Regions from separate parts of the Homo sapiens genome. Here all the other regions are linked to region 3. Evidence: chromatin contacts called from ENCODE Hi-C or POLR2A ChIA-PET data. All regions are on one chromosome and are shown on one strand. Each heading gives the region's core, a stretch centred on a gene start or an enhancer-like site at or near the end of the contact. The rest is flanking DNA. Distances are from core to core; before and after follow the strand shown. Region 1 holds the start of STK38 (serine/threonine kinase 38). Region 2 overlaps PXT1 (peroxisomal testis enriched protein 1). Region 3 holds the start of MAPK13 (mitogen-activated protein kinase 13).

Region 1 (3,394 bases), core at 834-3,333, 420 kb after region 3:
AACTTTTAAAAAGATCAAAAGGACATTAAATGAACTCAAAGATGCTCAAATATTAGACCAACAAATTCTTAAGCAGAGTGTTTTTCAACTTTTAGAGTTTCTAATATAATGATAAAGACTGCACTCTCCTTCCCTTTGACCTTTCTTTAAACCCTCCTCCACTTCCTCTATTGTAATATAAAAAATTTAGCCTAATTCTAATATCCTTTAATCAAAAGATGTAATTAATATTGCCCTATAGCAATTCATAGATTTACTGGGTCAACCAACTTTTCTTAAGACAGGACTATCCATCAGGCTTTCCACAATTCAAGCCTTCCTGCCCTGACCTAGAAGCCATTGGAGGCCTTTGCCCCATTTGTTTCATTCTTCAACTCTGAAGAATTAGGAAATAATAGGTGGCTGAGGAATTCTTCAAAGTTTTAAAAAATTAACAAAAGGAACTGATCCTCATAAAAGTCAGGTGTAAGGCCTGCAAACTCAAAAGGAAGTCAAATGAAAACCATTATGTGATTCAATCTATATGGTTATGCCTGGCTAACTGACTGACTTTACAATGGTACTCTGTGATCACTATAAACAACCCTCTCTCAACAATATGGACTTTATTTCTTTGCGACTGACAATCCATTATCTTTCATTTGGACGATTCAACATTGGAGCTAAGATTATTGCTTAAGTCGCATGTCTAATCTCTCCCACTGAACTGTAAATCCTACTAAACTGTAATCTCTACCTACACTAGAAAGCAAGCACCATGTCTTATACTTGTTTTAATATTCTTCCCCCATTTCATGCACAGTGCTATGCACTTAGCACCTTAAGAAAGATTAACTAGGAAATATACTCATTTTTGATGTCCATTCCTAGGAGTTTATGTGTGATGGGGGATAGGGCTGGGACATGAAATGGTTTGCTATAGCGTTCTCTCCTCTTAGGAGGAAGCTGGTATCTAACGTTTAGGGTGGGGAGGAGAGCCTGTTATCGAGGTGGTGGTTGTTTTATGTTTAGGGAAACCAAATATATTGCCTGGCTAATTCAGAGGCAGGGTGAGCTCAAAGGGTGGAGACACTCAGGGTCTACTTCACTCCAACCCTCCTCGGTGCATTTCAAACAGAACAAGTTTCTCTCCGAGTCTTTTAGTCGTTTCAGAATGAACTGAGAGATCTGGTCTCTCTGCCGGCCGTTCTGCCCGCTTTCTGACACAGACTTTCCTCTAAGCCCTTACCGACTTTTTCCTCTGGCTGTTGCTTTTCCACTCTCTTCTTAAGAATTTTCCCTGCCTTTTCCTGTGATTTGAAGCTTATCTGAAGCCCAGTATCCTAAGACTAACGGAGAAAGGAGCCGACTCAAAGATACCACACCCCAAGGGGGGCTTTCGACATCTCTGCCTCAGACCACAGTTCACAGACCCCAGAAGAAGGAAAAGGAGATAAAAACCGGTGATGACCGAGATCCCTGAGGGACTGACTGGTGGCAGGGAGCAGACAAAGGTGGCAACATGGAAAGGAAAGCCTGGCTCCCGCTCCAACTGCAAAAGGAGAAAGATAAAGGATGGGGTGGAAAGGCTGGGACTGGAAAAATGTGGAGAGGGCCAACAAGGGGCATCTGGAGACGGGGGAAGAAGGGGGTTAAGGAGAGGGGCGGAGAGAGGCCAAGAGGCTGAGAGGTTAGGGCTTGAAAGAGGGCGCCGGCGAGCAGGAGAAAGCCCAAGAAGGAGTCGGAGGTTGGGGAAGGAGGAGATAAAGGAAAAACCCCGGGATGGAGTGAAGACGGCGGCAGCAAGCAACTCACCAGAGCCCAGGGAGAGGCAGGGCTGGGGACGGCGGAGAGCCGCAGACGCCCCTTCGGCCAGTAGTCTCGACTTGAAGGCTGGCGAAGCCCCGGCGGCGGCAGCCAACGAGCCAAAGACGGGAGGGGACGCGTGAGGGACTCTGAGACAGGGGGCAACAGGCGGTTACGGGTGAGGACAACAGGAAGCGTTCCAACTGCCGGAAAAGACGCGAGCGCTGAGGGGCCAAGGCAGCCCGGTCCCCCGCCGCGGAGACGGGCTGGCGCGGCAGCCCGGGGCCGAGACTACGCATGCGCGACTTCCCGGAGCGGCCGGGATTGCGGAACTGCGCTTGCGTGGCCCCGCCCTGCCCCTCCCTTCACCCCCTGCCTAGGGCTGGCTGGACCTGGGTGAGGCCAGATGTGTGAGTGTGAGGCGGTCTCGAAGTAGGCTGGGCTGAGGGGGAAGTTCCATTGTTTTCTTTTGTTTTACTTTTTACTTCGAAATAATTATGGACTCACAAGAAGTTGCAAAATTAATACATACAGGTTCCCTATACCATCACCCACCCAGCTTACCTCAACATTTTTCTTAAGATACAACATTCTCAAAGCCAGGAAATTGACATTCGCACAATACAATTAACTAAACCAATACAATTAACTAAACCAATACAATTAACTTCATTACAGACCACACTCGGATTTAACCTGTTGGGTATGCAGTCATGTGCGTGTGTGTGAGTGTGTGTGTAGTTCTATGAAATGTTGTCACCTGTATAGTTCCCACCCACCCCCCTACCCCGTGTAGAACAGGTCTGCTGGAGCCCTTGGCCCCCCTCCTCTTCCTTAAAGTAAGGACCTTACCTGGGATAAGGTGAGCTCTCATAGGTTTGGGAGGTTACCCAGCGGGCGACCCAGTGTGGACAGAAGAAGGTGCTTTTCAAGGCCACCCAACTCTTATTCTGTACTACTTTTGGGGGTAAAGAGGTCCCAAGTTTAATAGCCTTTGGGCACTTGTCGTTTCTTGAGAATGGAGCACAAAGCCCTCAACTACAAAGTGTCAAGCTCCTGGAAACTAAGATGAACGAGACATGGTCCCTGACTGCCTGCAAAGGGGCCATCTAGGGAGAGAAGGAAGCATGTGCTGCGAGTTATTCATTCATTTCATCTTCAAAGCCCAGTTTCCTTTTGTCTAGCCTCTTAACAAAAATCACTTCTCGCCAGGCGCGGTGGCTCCTGCCTGTAATTCCAGCACTTTGGGAGGTCCAGGTGGGAGGATAGCTTGAGCCTAGGAGTTTGAGACCAGTCTGGGCAACATAAGGAGAATCCACCTCTAAAAAAATTTTTGTAATTGGCCAGCATGGTGGCAAGTGCCTGTGGTCCCACCTACTGTGGAGGCTGAAGCAGGAGGATTGATTGAGTCCAGGAGTTCAGGGCTGCTATGAGCCATGATCATGACACTGCACCCCAGCCTGGGCAACGGAGGGAGACCCTGTCTCAATCAGTCACTACATACATATCAATCAATCACTTCGCCTTTCATTCTCTCTGCCCAGAGGCCCTTCTCCCCAAATGCCTGTTGTCAAAGTCCTACCCATTCTTAAGCTTTTAATAATAGTCC
Region 2 (3,471 bases), core at 79-2,578, 290 kb after region 3:
TGTTACAGTCATTGTATATTTTTCTTATACAAAACAACAGAGATAATGCATATTAGACTGTATATTAATATGTATTGTATATTAAATGTATATTGATATGTATATTAGATATGTATACTTACCTATTGAATAACACTGTCTTTAACAATCATTGTAGGTTACAACCAGGCACTCCCTAAGAACTTGGAATTAAGAGAACAAATGTCTCCTGAGAACTAAGGGGCAAGATTAATGTATGTATAGTGGAAATGGGTGAGATGGGCAGTAATTGGAAGGGGAGAGGCTCCCAGTTCTCCCTTGCACAAGCTGCTCCCTCTGTCTGCAACCTCCATCCCCCTTAACCCCTTCAGGTCTCATGTCAGGGGTTGCATCTTGAGGGAAGCCTTCTCTGATCTCCCTGCTAGGTCAAATCCCCCATTATGACATCTAGACCTCTCCTTAGCACTTATCACATTATATTTAACATTGATATGTGCAATTAACTACTGTCTGCTTCCTTTACCAGACCATACGCTCCATGACTGAAGGAACTGGTACTGTTTTTATTTATCACTGTCATCTCAGTACCTAGCACAGTGCCTGGAATATAGTAGGTTCTAGAATTTCTGGAATGAATGAACGAATTAAAAAAGAAAATGTATATCTAGAGGAGGAAGGGTTGGTGAGCCATCGAGGCAAAAAATTAAAAAAAGCAAAAGCAAAGCTTCCAAGCACTCTTAAAGAGAAAAATAAGCTAAACTGTACTCTCTATTGAATTCTACAATTATATTTCCCATTTATACTACTTACACACACATGCACACGCATTTATTTATTTAGCCCTTTCCCATCAGTAATTATTACACTTCTGCCCCTTGTCAAATCACTCCATTCCCGCACAGCAATGGTGGGCAGGGCCTCCTTTTGCTTTTACTCATCTTTGTTTCCCCAGGAGTTTCTAATTTCCCTTAAATGATGTGTATCAGGATGGTTGCTCTGGACTTCCCACGACCCTCAACTCTTCTAAGAAAATGTGGCTTTGAATTCCCCATACAAAAATTATGTATTTTCCCCCGAAGAGTTATGTTTGTATGTGTAGAGCGCCCCCAAAGAGATAAATCTTGGCTTCAGCGAGTCACATTCCTGCCTTGTGGTTTCCATTTTCAGTCTGTCTGTGTCACAGCCCCGGACAGAAGCCACTGAGGGGAGAGGTGGACCTCCTCAATCTCCTGCTTCCTCAGTAAGAGTTTTCCTCTGGACAGTACTTAGGCATTTTCTCAGGCTCCCCGCCAGAGAGCGCCGCCAGGTCCTCGGAACCACCTCGCGCACTTTAGCTGGGCGCGCGACCCGCGCAACCAGTGAGAACCCCGCTCCCGCCCTAGGCTTTCTGTGGTGGAAAAAGCGCGCGCGCGGACGAGCAGGTTAGGCGATAGAGGTCACGTGGGCCAGCTGTGGCCAATGGGGAGCGCACATGGCGACGCGGCCGGCGGCGGCGCGCGCGTAGCTCGCCTCGGGCTCCTGGCGGGAGCGGGAGTTAGGGAGGCCGGGTTCCCGAATTACACACACCAGCGTTATTTATTCTATCAGTCTTTGGTTACTCTATCTGGCGTTCTCGACGCCGTAATAACAAGTTCGTGCCCCCTCACACCGCCCCCTCATTCCGCACATCCCTCATTTCTTCAGTGGTATCATAAAGATGAAGGGGAGAAACGCGCTGCTGCCTGAACAGAAAGGCAACCCAGGTGTCCTGGGCCAGAAGTGGGAGGACATGGGAGACAGCACTTTATTGGAAGATCCCTGGTTTCTAATTGTTTGGCAGGCGTTGAAAGCACATTGGTGGCCCACCAGACTACCAGTCACTAATGAGATTTGACATATAACTCGCGTATGGTAAAACGGGAGTTCTAGGCATGAAAACAAGCATGTACGTTAGCTAGTGGGTTGTTAACTCTAAATCAAGGGCAGCAGCGTTAGTAACTTCACCTGCCTCTTCTTTTGAAGTGAAACTGTAATTAGGAAAGCATTTGAGGCAAAAGTAGCAACGCCCACAGAACGCCTCGGAAGACAGCGATCAGCTTCACAAGGAATCTGAGGATCAGGAGGTAGAGTGTGAAAACATACTGGAAAGAGTTTACAATAAAACATAAAATCTTAGAATAGTGGCGACGATTGCACAACGTTGTGAGTATACTAAAACCCTCTGTCCGTACACTTTAAAAGGGTGAACTTTATGTTAAGTGAATTACGTCTCTTAAAAAAAATTACAAGTTCCTAGAAGGTGTTCATAGGTGACACAATCTCAGACTTTGGGGAATAATTGTTGTTGACAACGGAATTAACAAATGAAGATTCAGGCGGAGCGCGGTGGCTCACGCCTGTAATCCCAGCACTTTGGGAGACCGAGGCGGGCAGATCACGAGGTCAGGAGATCAAGACCATCCTGGCTAACACGGTGAAACCCCGTCTCTACTAAAAATACAAAAATGAGCCGGGCGTGGTGGCGGGCGCCTGTAGTCCCAGCTACTCGGGAGGCTGAGGCAGGAGAATGGCGTGAACCTGGGAGGCGGAGCTACAGTGAGCCGAGATCGCGCCACTGCACTCCAGCCTGGGTGACAGTGCGAGACTCCGTCTCAAAAAAACAAAAACAAATACAAAAACAGATGAAGATTCAAAATTTCAGTCAATTCAGTGCTTTCTAAAAAATGGATACCAGGCCGGTCGCGGTGGCTCACACCTGTAATCCCAGTACTTTGGGAGGCCGAGGCGGGCGGATGACTTGAGGTCAGGAGTCCAGCCTGGCCAACACGGTGAAACCCCCGGCTCTACTAAAAATACAAAAATTAGCCGGGCATGCAGTGAACCGAGACTGTACCACTGCACTCCAACCTGGGCGACAAAGTGAGACTCTATCTCAAAAAAAAAATCTGGTGTGGTGGCAAGCAACTATCAGGATGCTTGAAATTTCCCTTTCTCAAGTGGCATGTAATTCTTTTAAAATTAGATATTAGGTTGAAGTTAATGTTCATAATCCCTCTCAGGTATCTAGCATATTTTTTATCTAAAAGCCTAAAACCTCATAAATTTACCTAACACTGTCCTTTAATGCTCTTCAAAACATAAAACTTTAATTTTCCAGCATTCTGGGGCATTTAGGAATCACACATTTTTGCAAAGCAAAATTCCAAATGTATCTTTCCTTCATGTTCTCTCCTCTAGTGGCAAAATCGAGAAGAAATCTAATCTGAATGTTCCCTACCTTAACAATACTGACACTGTCAGGTCCAATTTAAAGACTAATTTTTATTAAAAGATAAATTTGATCTATTTTAGCCCATTTGGGATTACCTTAATTGGTCGTCACAGCAATGATTCAGGGCTAATGGAAACTAAAGAGATTTAGTACCATGAAGCAAAGTCACTTTTAGATTTTTGCCACCTAAGAACTGGGATGAATAGATTTTCTTATAGTTCATATTTAAATAATATATTTAA
Region 3 (3,478 bases), core at 827-3,326:
ACTGACTCACAGGCCTCTTACCAGGATTAAGTGAGTTATATAAAACACTTAATGACGGGCACATGGCAAACACAAGTGTGTATTAAATGACTCTTTTACATCTAATGGGCTGACTCCTCCATTCATTCTCCACACATTTGCTGTTATATTGCCATGTGCCAGAAATGAAAAAGACAGATTGCCTGACTGAAATAATGGCAGGTGTTGTTGTGTGATGATGGCACCCCACCCTCATCTCAGAATGATCTTCCAGGCTGTGCCTGAGGCTGCAGGACTGCCCGGGAGGGCTTGGGGCACAGAGTTTGGGGGCTGCAGACTCCCTAGTGTGGGCCCCCGGCTTGCTGTAAGCCCCTAGCAAATTTCTTTCCTTGTTCAATAGACCTTCTTTTTGACAAAGTGAAGCAGGTGGTCCCCGCCCCTTCCACAGCCCCATGCCTGGGCAAGAGAGGGGTTGGACAAGTCAGGCTGGGCATCCAGAGCCCTTGCAGCCATCTCCTCCCCCCACCTGCCCACCTTGCTCCTCAGAGGCCTTTGTGGTTTGAGCAAAGAATCTCCATCAGGCTGCACAGGCCACCAGACAGGTGGCAAGGGCCCCAATTAGTCATTGTCCTCATAGAGCCTTAGGAAGTCCACAGAAACTGTGTTCAAAACTGCACATTTGGGCCAGGTGCGGTGGCTCACTTCTGTAATCCAAACACTTTGGGAGGCTGAGGTGGGCGGACCACCTGAGGTCAGGAGTTGAAGACCAGCCTGGCCAACATGGTGAAACCCCGTCTCTACTAAAAATACAAAAATTAGCTAGGAGTGGTGGTGTGCACCTGTAGTCCCAGCTACTCAGGAGGCTGAGGCAAGAGAATTGCTTGAACCTGGGAGGCGGAGGTTGCAGTGAGCTGAGATGGCGCCACTGCACTCCAGCCTAGGCAATAGAGTGAGACTCCATGTCAAAAACAAACAAAAATCCTGCACATTTGAACCTGCGTGGATATTTGGTATTATAGAATTAGTGCTATTAATTTTAGGTTTAAGAATGTATTGTGGGCCAGGCGCGGTGGCTCACGCCTGTAATCCCAACACTTTCGGAGGCCGAGGCGGGTGGTTCACGAGGTCAGGAGTTCAAGACCAGCCTGGCCAAGATGGTGAAACCCCATCTCTATTAAAAATACAAAAATTAGCCGGGTTTGGTGGCAGGCACCTACAATCCTAGCTAATCGGGAGGCGGAGGCAGAGAATTGCTTGAACCCGGGAGGCGGAGGTTGCAGTGAGCCGAGATGGCAACTGCACTCCGACAGAGTCTCAAAAAATATATATATATAGTATTGTGGATACGTACTTTTAAAAATCCTTACGTTTTAGAGATACAAAAATATTTATGAATAAAATGATATGACGCCTGGGTTTTGCTTCAAAACGATGGTGGGAGAGGAATGTGGATGAAATAAAATTGATTATGAGTTGTGGTTGCTGGGGAATTGGGGTCACGGGGGTTCATTAGAACCTCCTATCAGATGTGGTTCAGAAGCCTCAGACCTGGGAGCTGGCTAGAAATGCAGAATCTCGGCTCCACCCCAAACCTACTGAGTCAGGATCTGTATTTTAATCAAATAAAATGCCCAGGGGATTCCTGAGCACACTGAAGTGTGAGAAGCGCTGGCTTACTCTGTTCAATTCTTTCCTGCATGTTTGACATTTTCCATAATGAAGAGGTTGTGGGGTTTTGTTCTGCTTTCCTGTGTGTTCACAGTCACAGGGAGCTCTTCCTACGGAGACCGGGGCTGGAGGGAACTGGGAAGCACTGCCTCCCCGCTCCTGCTTGGACCCACCAGCCCCGCCGCTGGCCCGCGCTCGGCTGGGAGGCACCGGGGTCCCGCTGGGCAGCCCCGACCCCGTGCCTGGGCCGCACCTGCCGCAGTGGCTCCGTCGGGCCGGGCGGAAGCGCGGGAGCGCAGGGCTGGACAGGCCCGGGCGTGGCGGCCCCGGCGCACCTGGGCGAGCCGGCAGGTGGGAGCGTAGCAGCCCGGGGCCCCCGCCCTCGCGCGGGGGAGGAGCGGGCGGCGCGGGGCGGGCGCAGCGGGGGTCGGGGCGCTGGGAGCCCGTTGGGCCGCGAACGCAGCCGCCACGCTGGGGCCGCCGAGATCGGGTGCCCGGGATGAGCCTCATCCGGAAAAAGGGCTTCTACAAGCAGGACGTCAACAAGACAGCCTGGGAGCTGCCCAAGACCTACGTGTCCCCGACGCACGTCGGCAGCGGGGCCTATGGCTCCGTGTGGTGAGACCCCTGGGCCGCTGGGGGGCGGGGGGCGGGCGCCAGGCTCTCCCCTTTCCGCCCAGCCCGCCCTGGGCTGGCCCCTCGCCAGCGCCACCTTGACCGCGGACCTCAAGGCCCAGCGCCCTCCCCGGGGCCACCCAGCGGCCATCTCCCTTTTCTCACCGAGTGGCTGAGTGAGGTCTCTGGGGGTTGAGTTGGGACTGGGCCTGGTTCTCCAGGACTGTACACTTGCAAGACCCCAGAGTTCATCGGGCAGATCCTCACTGTTACAGACGAGTACACCGAGGCCCCAAGAGGGGGAGGTGGCTCGCCAAGTTGCAGACAGAGTGAGACTCCCGCCCTGCCGTGGATCCCGTCGCAATGAGACGTTGCTGCCCCTGGCGCTGTGCCCCTCTCTCAGCTCCTGCCTGGCTTCCTACTCCCTGCCCTGCGTCCCGCGGCTCCCCCATATTCTAGGTGGTGGGCCTAGTCCCCTCTCAGCCCAGCTGCCCAGTGGGAGGGGTCAGGGCGGTCTGGGAGATACGGCCCAGGAGGAGAGCCTCGCCTGCTGACCGGCCTGTGCCCGACAGCTCGGCCATCGACAAGCGGTCAGGGGAGAAGGTGGCCATCAAGAAGCTGAGCCGACCCTTTCAGTCCGAGATCTTCGCCAAGCGCGCCTACCGGGAGCTGCTGCTGCTGAAGCACATGCAGCATGAGAACGTAGGTGGTGGCTGCCCCGGGGAGGGGGTGGGGGCTGCCCTGGGGAGTCAGGGGCAGGCGCAGGCGGGGCCTCCCGGTATGGAGAGCTCGGGACAGTCTCCTCCCTGCTCCCCTGACGGTGCCTCTCGCCTCACTATTGAAAGGAGGGGGTGCCGAGACCTTCCCTGCCCACTTTCCAGGAAGAGGTCAAAGGGTATTTTTGGCAGAATGCACTTTGTGAGGTACAGACTGTGTTATCCTACAGAGGAAATTGGCACAGGGGAACTTTGTAATTGGTTCCATGTCTGAGAGCTTGTGGCCAGCTGGGACTAGAATCCTAGTTAGCGTTGTGTCCACGTGACCCTGATAACAATAGCAATATACACATATTGAGCACTTCCTATGTTCTAAGAGCTCTGCATACACTAACTTGTCTAGTCCTCATGATATATGAGTACTACTGCCCCCATGTCACAGACAGGAAACTAAAGCACAGCAAGGCTCACAGATTAGATGGTTAGTCAGTAGCAGAGCT

What was found. A loop is a pair of places that touch in the nucleus more often than their neighbours do. ChIA-PET counts read pairs that join two places held with the same protein, here RNA polymerase II (POLR2A). Pooled maps may share reads with other maps.
Region 1: a pooled map shows a loop between it and region 3 (6-fold over the local background). The contact joins the promoter of STK38 here to the promoter of MAPK13 in region 3. A Hi-C loop is called at or near these places in 9 of 50 pooled maps. POLR2A ChIA-PET finds 5 or more read pairs at or near these places in 6 of 52 experiments (GM12878, H1, Panc1 and 3 more).
Region 2: a pooled map shows a loop between it and region 3 (4-fold over the local background). The contact joins the enhancer-like site here to the promoter of MAPK13 in region 3. A Hi-C loop is called at or near these places in 1 of 37 single-sample maps with no recorded cell type and 8 of 50 pooled maps. POLR2A ChIA-PET finds 5 or more read pairs at or near these places in 3 of 52 experiments (HepG2, activated T-cell and activated naive CD4-positive, alpha-beta T cell).

What each region holds. Positions count from the first base shown.
Region 1 is chr6:36,545,396-36,548,789 of GRCh38, forward strand. It overlaps STK38 (serine/threonine kinase 38), which reads right to left and starts at 2,084. Exons shown (of 14, transcript NM_007271.4): 1 at 1,795-2,084. RefSeq lists an enhancer at 1,619-2,142 and a silencer at 1,890-2,229.
Region 2 is chr6:36,422,028-36,425,498 of GRCh38, forward strand. The region is part of intron 3 of PXT1 (peroxisomal testis enriched protein 1); the gene reads right to left. Among named protein-coding and RNA genes, the nearest start is that of PXT1, 19 kb to the right of the region's middle. Within about 2 kb of position 1,329, at least 30 of the 41 ENCODE cell types and tissues checked have a DNase peak (open chromatin) inside an H3K27ac peak, as active enhancers do.
Region 3 is chr6:36,128,437-36,131,914 of GRCh38, forward strand. MAPK13 (mitogen-activated protein kinase 13) reads left to right here and starts at 2,077. Exons shown (of 12, transcript NM_002754.5): 1 at 2,077-2,265; 2 at 2,835-2,964. The coding sequence starts at 2,147. RefSeq lists silencers at 1,973-2,222, 2,263-2,332, 2,973-3,082 and enhancers at 2,228-2,831, 2,723-2,842.